2 separate regions of the Homo sapiens genome follow, and region 2 is linked to region 1. Evidence: chromatin contacts called from ENCODE Hi-C or POLR2A ChIA-PET data. All regions are on one chromosome and are shown on one strand. The core of a region is the stretch at or near the end of the contact, and the rest is flanking DNA. Distances in the headings are between cores, read along the strand shown.

Region 1 (2,700 bases), core at 36-2,535:
CTTCTTGCCAGGCCTCCTAGAAGGGATGGAAGAGCAGCGCCCAGCTAAAAGTGGGGTGCCAGACCCAGGCTGGTCTCTTCTTGCCAGCTGACCTTAGGGACTGACTTTGTCCCCCCATCTGCTGTGCTTTCTTCCCTGTAACACACAGTGGGGCTGGGAAGGCACTAAAGCCTGAAGGCTGTTGGAGGACCGCCCAGGGCTCAGGGCTGAGAGAGGAAGGGAGGAGTGCAACAAAGGTCACAGCAGGTCTGCCTTTGTTCCCCAGTGTGGAGGTAGAGTCCCAGCTCCTGGAGAGAGTCACATGTCCATAAAGAAGCTTGGCCTGGCCGGGCACAGTGGCTCACGCCTGTAATCCCAGCATTTTGGGAGGCCAAGGTAGGTGGATCATTTGAGGTCAGGAGGTCGAGACCAGCCTGCCAACATGGTGAAACCCTGTCACTACTAAAAATACAAAAATTAGCTGGGCATGGTGGTGGGCGCCTATAGTCCCAACTGCTCGGGAGGCTGAGGCAGGAAAATCTCTTGAACCCAGCAGGTGGAGGTTGCAGTGATCTGAGATCATGCCACTGCACTCCAGCCTGGGCGACAGAGCGAGACTCCATCTCAAAAAAAAAAAAAAAAAGAAAAGAAAAGAAAAGAAAAAAGAAAAAAAGAAAAAAAAAAAAGGAAAAAATAGAAGCCTGGCCCGGGAGGAGCACATATTTGATAACAGTTAAGAGCAATAATTAGGGAGCATTCATCATGCATCAGACACAGGTGCATTCCGTGTAATAGTCTCATTTAACCCTCACAACACACTTAGGAAGTAAGTACTATAATCAGCATTTTTCTCATCTCATTTTACAGATGAGAAAATGGAGGTACCAAAAAGTGGGCTCTGAACTGCAGAGCCTGGCTCCAGAGCCCTTGTATTTGACTACTGGGATCCACCGTTATTCTCACAGCCGCGTTTCCCACAGGGCTGCTTTGTATGGCCTCTTAGAAAAGTCCTGCCTGTCTCCACCATCCAGGTGAGCCAAGGTCATCTGTGAACAGCTCAAGGACAAAGCTGAGAAAGCCAGCTCTGGGGAAGGGTCAGGAGGGCTGGGGGAGGAGGAGCCCCAGTGAAGATGATGTTGGCCAGATGGACACTGGGGGACAAGAGCAGAGTGTGTGAAGGCACAGTGGTGTGGTGCGTTTCGTGGTGCTCCCTTCACTTAGGCTAGAGAGTGATGTGTAAAGGGGAGGAGTTTTGAAAGATAAAACCGGAAGTGTCATGCATAGAGAATTAGGGCTTTATCACTTGTCTGGGTGGTGGAGGCTGAGACTAGTGTTTTAAACACAGTGGTGTGACAGCTAGCTGAGTGTCACAGTGGTGGCCAGGCCCTGGGAGAAGTGCTCCACCTCCATTCTGTCGCTGCACCCTCTGAATGTCCTGCGAGACGAGGACTGGTATTCTTTCTTTCTTTCTTTCTTTTTTTTTTTTAGACAGAGTCTCCCTCTGTTGCCCAGGCTGGAGTGCAGTGGCACGATCTCCGCTCACTGCAAGCTCCGCCTCCCAGGTTCACGCCATTCTCCTGCCTCAGCCTCCCGAGTAGCTGGGACTACAGGACTACAGGCATCTGCCACCAAGCCTGGCTAATCTTTTGTATTTTTAGCAGAGAAGGGGTTTCACCATGTTAGCCAGGCTGGTCTCGATCTCCTGACCTAGTGATCTGCCCGCCTCAGCCTCCCAAAGTGCTGGGATTACAGGCATGAGCCACCATGCCCAGCCAAGGACTGGTATTCTTTCTTTCAGGAGCTCCTTAAGGCCTTGGAGCATCTTAGGAGCCCTGAACTTCCAGGTAAAAAGTCCAGTTCCTTTGCTGGAGAGGCCACGTGGAGAGAGGGTGGCCCTGATGGCTAGGAAGAGAAGCCTAGCGATCCCTGTCTTCCAGCTGAGCCCAGGCCTCTGCCAGCCACTAGCCTGCTGAGTGCAGCCATACGAGTGACCCCCAGCAAGGCAAGCAAAAAAACTGCCACATAAGCGGAGAAGAGCTGACCCCTCCAAGCTGAGTCCACACTGCAGAGTCATGAACAAATAATTATTTTAAGCCACTAAGTTTTGGGTTTTTGTTTTAACTCAGCAATAGATTTATTTTTATTTTCATATTTTTAGAGATAGGGTCTCCCTCTGTTGCCTAGGCTGGAGTATAATGCATAATCATAGCTCACTGCAGCCTTGAACTCCTGGGCTCAAGCAATCCTCCCATCCCAGCCTCCTGAGTACAGGCATGTGCTGTCACACCCAGCTAACTGTTTTTACTTTTATTTTTTTACTTTTAGTAGAGACGGTGGTCTCCCTATGTTGCCCAGGCTGGATTCAAACTCCTGGCCTCAAGTGATCCTCCTGCCTTGGCCTCCCAAAGTGTTGGGATTACAGGTGTGAGCTGCCATGCTTGGCCAGCAATAGATATTTGAACCAGGAATTGGGAAGGAAACTGACCTTGGAGATCCTGAATGAATGAAAACATGAAACCCTGGTGAACTACTGACTGAGATGCTTTTTTTCCTCCTCAGGGAAGCTTTTCTAGGTGGATCGGGCCCAGCCTGGCTCACCCAGGCCACTTTGGCCACTTTTCTTTGTTCAGCCACCATTAATTACTCACATGTGTCTGTTTCCCAAGCCCTGGCAGCAGGTTCAACGGGAGAAGGGGCCTAGAGAGTCATGTTCTTTTTTTT
Region 2 (2,700 bases), core at 56-2,555, 110 kb after region 1:
TCTGTTGGCAATGTTCTACTTCTCAAGGGGGAGGTGGACAGTTCGGCATTTTCTTTGAACTAAATCACTGAGCTGAGCCACATTTCTATTTTATAAGCTTTTCTGTATCTGTGCATTATTTCACAATAAAAAGTTTAAAAGCTGACTTGTTGATGGTAGATGATATGGGACCATGTCCTTTCAAAATGTGGCCCACCTTAGTAGTTCCCAAACCTGACTGGTCATCTGAACAACCTGGGGAACTTCTAAAATGAATATTTCCACCCAAGACCCAGGGAATCAGAATTCCCTTACACAGAACCGAGAACTTGTATCATCAGAGGCTCCCTGTGACTCTCAGGCTCAGCCAAGTTTGGGAACCACCAGCCTCAAGTACGAACATTCAGTTAAAATTAATGTTTTCTGCAATGTTGTTTCCTATGGCCTATGGAGATGCTCAAAATATGCCTCATGCAAGACAGAGTCTAGTTAATTCAATAATGTTGTGTGTTCTCTTTTCCTGCCCTACACTCTGAACGTAACCTCATCCTTTCCCTTCTGATACATCCATTGCTTTGTACCACAGATACAATGTGTTATAAGATAAGCCCTATAGCTTAAACACCTAATGATCATAAAACTGATTGCATCTCTTCCTTTAGCATTTCTCTCTCTTGACACCTTCTGAGGAAAGACCTCATGCCATCCTGAATGAAAGCTTTATAAGAAGGTCAGGGTCATGGGTGAAGGCACCTGCTCCCATGTGGGAGTGGACTGATCTCTTGGCTGAAATGAATGTTGTAGCAGTTAGGCTGTTCCCCTGCTACAAGGGCCACAGCAGTATACCACTGGTCAGGGAAAGAGAAGTTCTCCATACTCTCCTGAATCTCGAGTCAATTGAGAAACCATAGACCGTGGCCATTCCCGGAAAGGAGGCAGAAGAGCTTAGATGCAGGTTGATGCCTCAGGAGAAGCTGAGCGCAAAGGCAGAGCCAGCTGTGTTGACCATGCAGACTCACAGAGGCCTTAGACACACCAGCTCCCGGAGTATCACTTTCCCTGCTTCTCCAACCTAGAAAGAGTGCAGTCAAAATGCAGCTCCATTTGTTGCCCTTCCCTGGGGAAAAAAAGAAGAAAGGGGCAGGAGTTCAGGATTTATTTTGCAATGTGAATCTCAGGAATGCATAAGAAATGGCAGTTGGCAGTTGCTGCCTCTGAGCAAAGACGCTCTATTGAAATTTGACTCATCCTTGGCAGCTTATTGTGCTTTTCTCCTTCGCCTTCCTTGTAACACAGAGGAGTGAGGTGAGTAATGCTCTGCACAGTAAGAGAAAAATAGATCCCCAAATGCCTTCCATTATCCTAAAGGCCTGTGTTACCAGCTGTGGCGGCAGGGGGTGTGGTCCCATCCATTAGCAGGGGGAGATTCAAAACATCTGACGCCCTCTCTCCGAGGCTATTTGTAGTTCCAAAAGCGCGACAAGCAGGGACTGAAAACTGATAAACCCAGAGAAGTCTAAAAGCCCTGCTGGGGGTCCTGTGAGAGCCAGGATGGACAAGAGCCCTTATATGCAGGAGTTCTCAAGGCCACACAAAAGGAAAACAGCCAGACCTACTTTCTGCTGCCTAACGTTGCCCAGTCCCTTCCCCACAGGTGTAAGAACCACTTCTACCCAAGGGTAAAAATAGTTCATATTTTTTGAGAGCCTGTTACATGCCAGGCATTGTGCAAAGCATTTTCTATGGGCTATGTCACCTAATTCACATGCATGTCTGTGCACACACACATGCGTGCACACACACAAACGTTGAGGTGGGTACTGTCACTATCTCCTTTTACAGATGAAGAAATAAGGCTCAGGAAGGGTAAGTAACTTGCCCAGGGTTACCGGGTTAAAACAGATCCAGGCAGTCTTCAGAAGACAGTCGTAAATAAACACAGCCATATTAGAATATCTGCTTGGTTAAATGTAGATATTTGAACAGTGAACAACAGAAGTACAAGGAAAAAATTTTGTTGCTTCATTTATTTTGCTTTATAGACTATCTAGGTCTTAGAGATAGGACTATGGCTCAATAACCCCAGACTTCCTAGAAGTGTTTTTGGTTACCTTCTAAAAGGAGGAAATGAGGATGTGGTCATTGCCAGAGTCAGAGGTTAGTTAGTAAGTCAGCAGTAGGTACAAATCACAGGTCATTATTATGAAGCTTCTCCCTCACTTACAGAAACCTTTTGTAAAAAATTAAAAGCCTCCATCTTCCCCTATGAAGTTTTTGTTTGTTCGTTTGTTTTTTGAGACGGAGTCTCAGTCTGCTGCCCAGGCTGGAGTGCAATGGCAAGATCTCGGCTCACTGCAGCTTCTGCCTCCCTGGTTCCAGCGATTCTCCTGCCTCAGCCTCCCGAGTAGCTAAGATTACAGGCGCATGCCACCATGCCCAGCTAATTTTTGTATTTTTAGTAGAGAAGGGGTTTCACCATGTTGGTCAGGCTGGTCTCGAACTCCTAACCTTGTGATCCACCTGCCTCGGCCTTCCAAAATGCTGGAATTACAGGCATGAGCCACCACGCCCGGCCCCCTATGCAGTTTTAAAAGTATATGTTAAGTTCTAATATATAAGAAACATATTTTTCCCTTCTGGAATTGACCACATTAACCTCCTATCCAACCAGAATCATGCTAAGGAGAAAAATAAATGTTCATCTCAATGGCATTTTCTTAT

What was found. Hi-C counts contacts between places; a loop is a spot of excess contacts on that map. ChIA-PET counts read pairs that join two places held with the same protein, here RNA polymerase II (POLR2A). Pooled maps may share reads with other maps.
Region 2: a map of Caki2 shows a loop between it and region 1 (4-fold over the local background). The contact joins two enhancer-like sites. A Hi-C loop is called at or near these places in 3 of 168 maps with a recorded cell type or tissue (Caki2, DLD1 and heart left ventricle) and 1 of 50 pooled maps. POLR2A ChIA-PET finds 5 or more read pairs at or near these places in 3 of 52 experiments (activated B cell, activated CD4-positive, alpha-beta T cell and activated T-cell).

The regions. Positions count from the first base shown.
Region 1 is chr10:110,440,521-110,443,220 of GRCh38, reverse strand. It overlaps LOC105378482 (a long non-coding RNA gene), which reads left to right. Exons shown (of 4, transcript NR_188210.1): 2 at 847-1,010. Among named protein-coding and RNA genes, the nearest start is that of DUSP5-DT, 55 kb to the left of the region's middle. RefSeq lists an enhancer at 945-1,184. Within about 2 kb of position 1,285, at least 5 of the 41 ENCODE cell types and tissues checked have a DNase peak (open chromatin) inside an H3K27ac peak, as active enhancers do.
Region 2 is chr10:110,334,921-110,337,620 of GRCh38, reverse strand. No RefSeq gene overlaps it. Among named protein-coding and RNA genes, the nearest start is that of SMNDC1, 31 kb to the right of the region's middle. Within about 2 kb of position 1,305, at least 4 of the 41 ENCODE cell types and tissues checked have a DNase peak (open chromatin) inside an H3K27ac peak, as active enhancers do.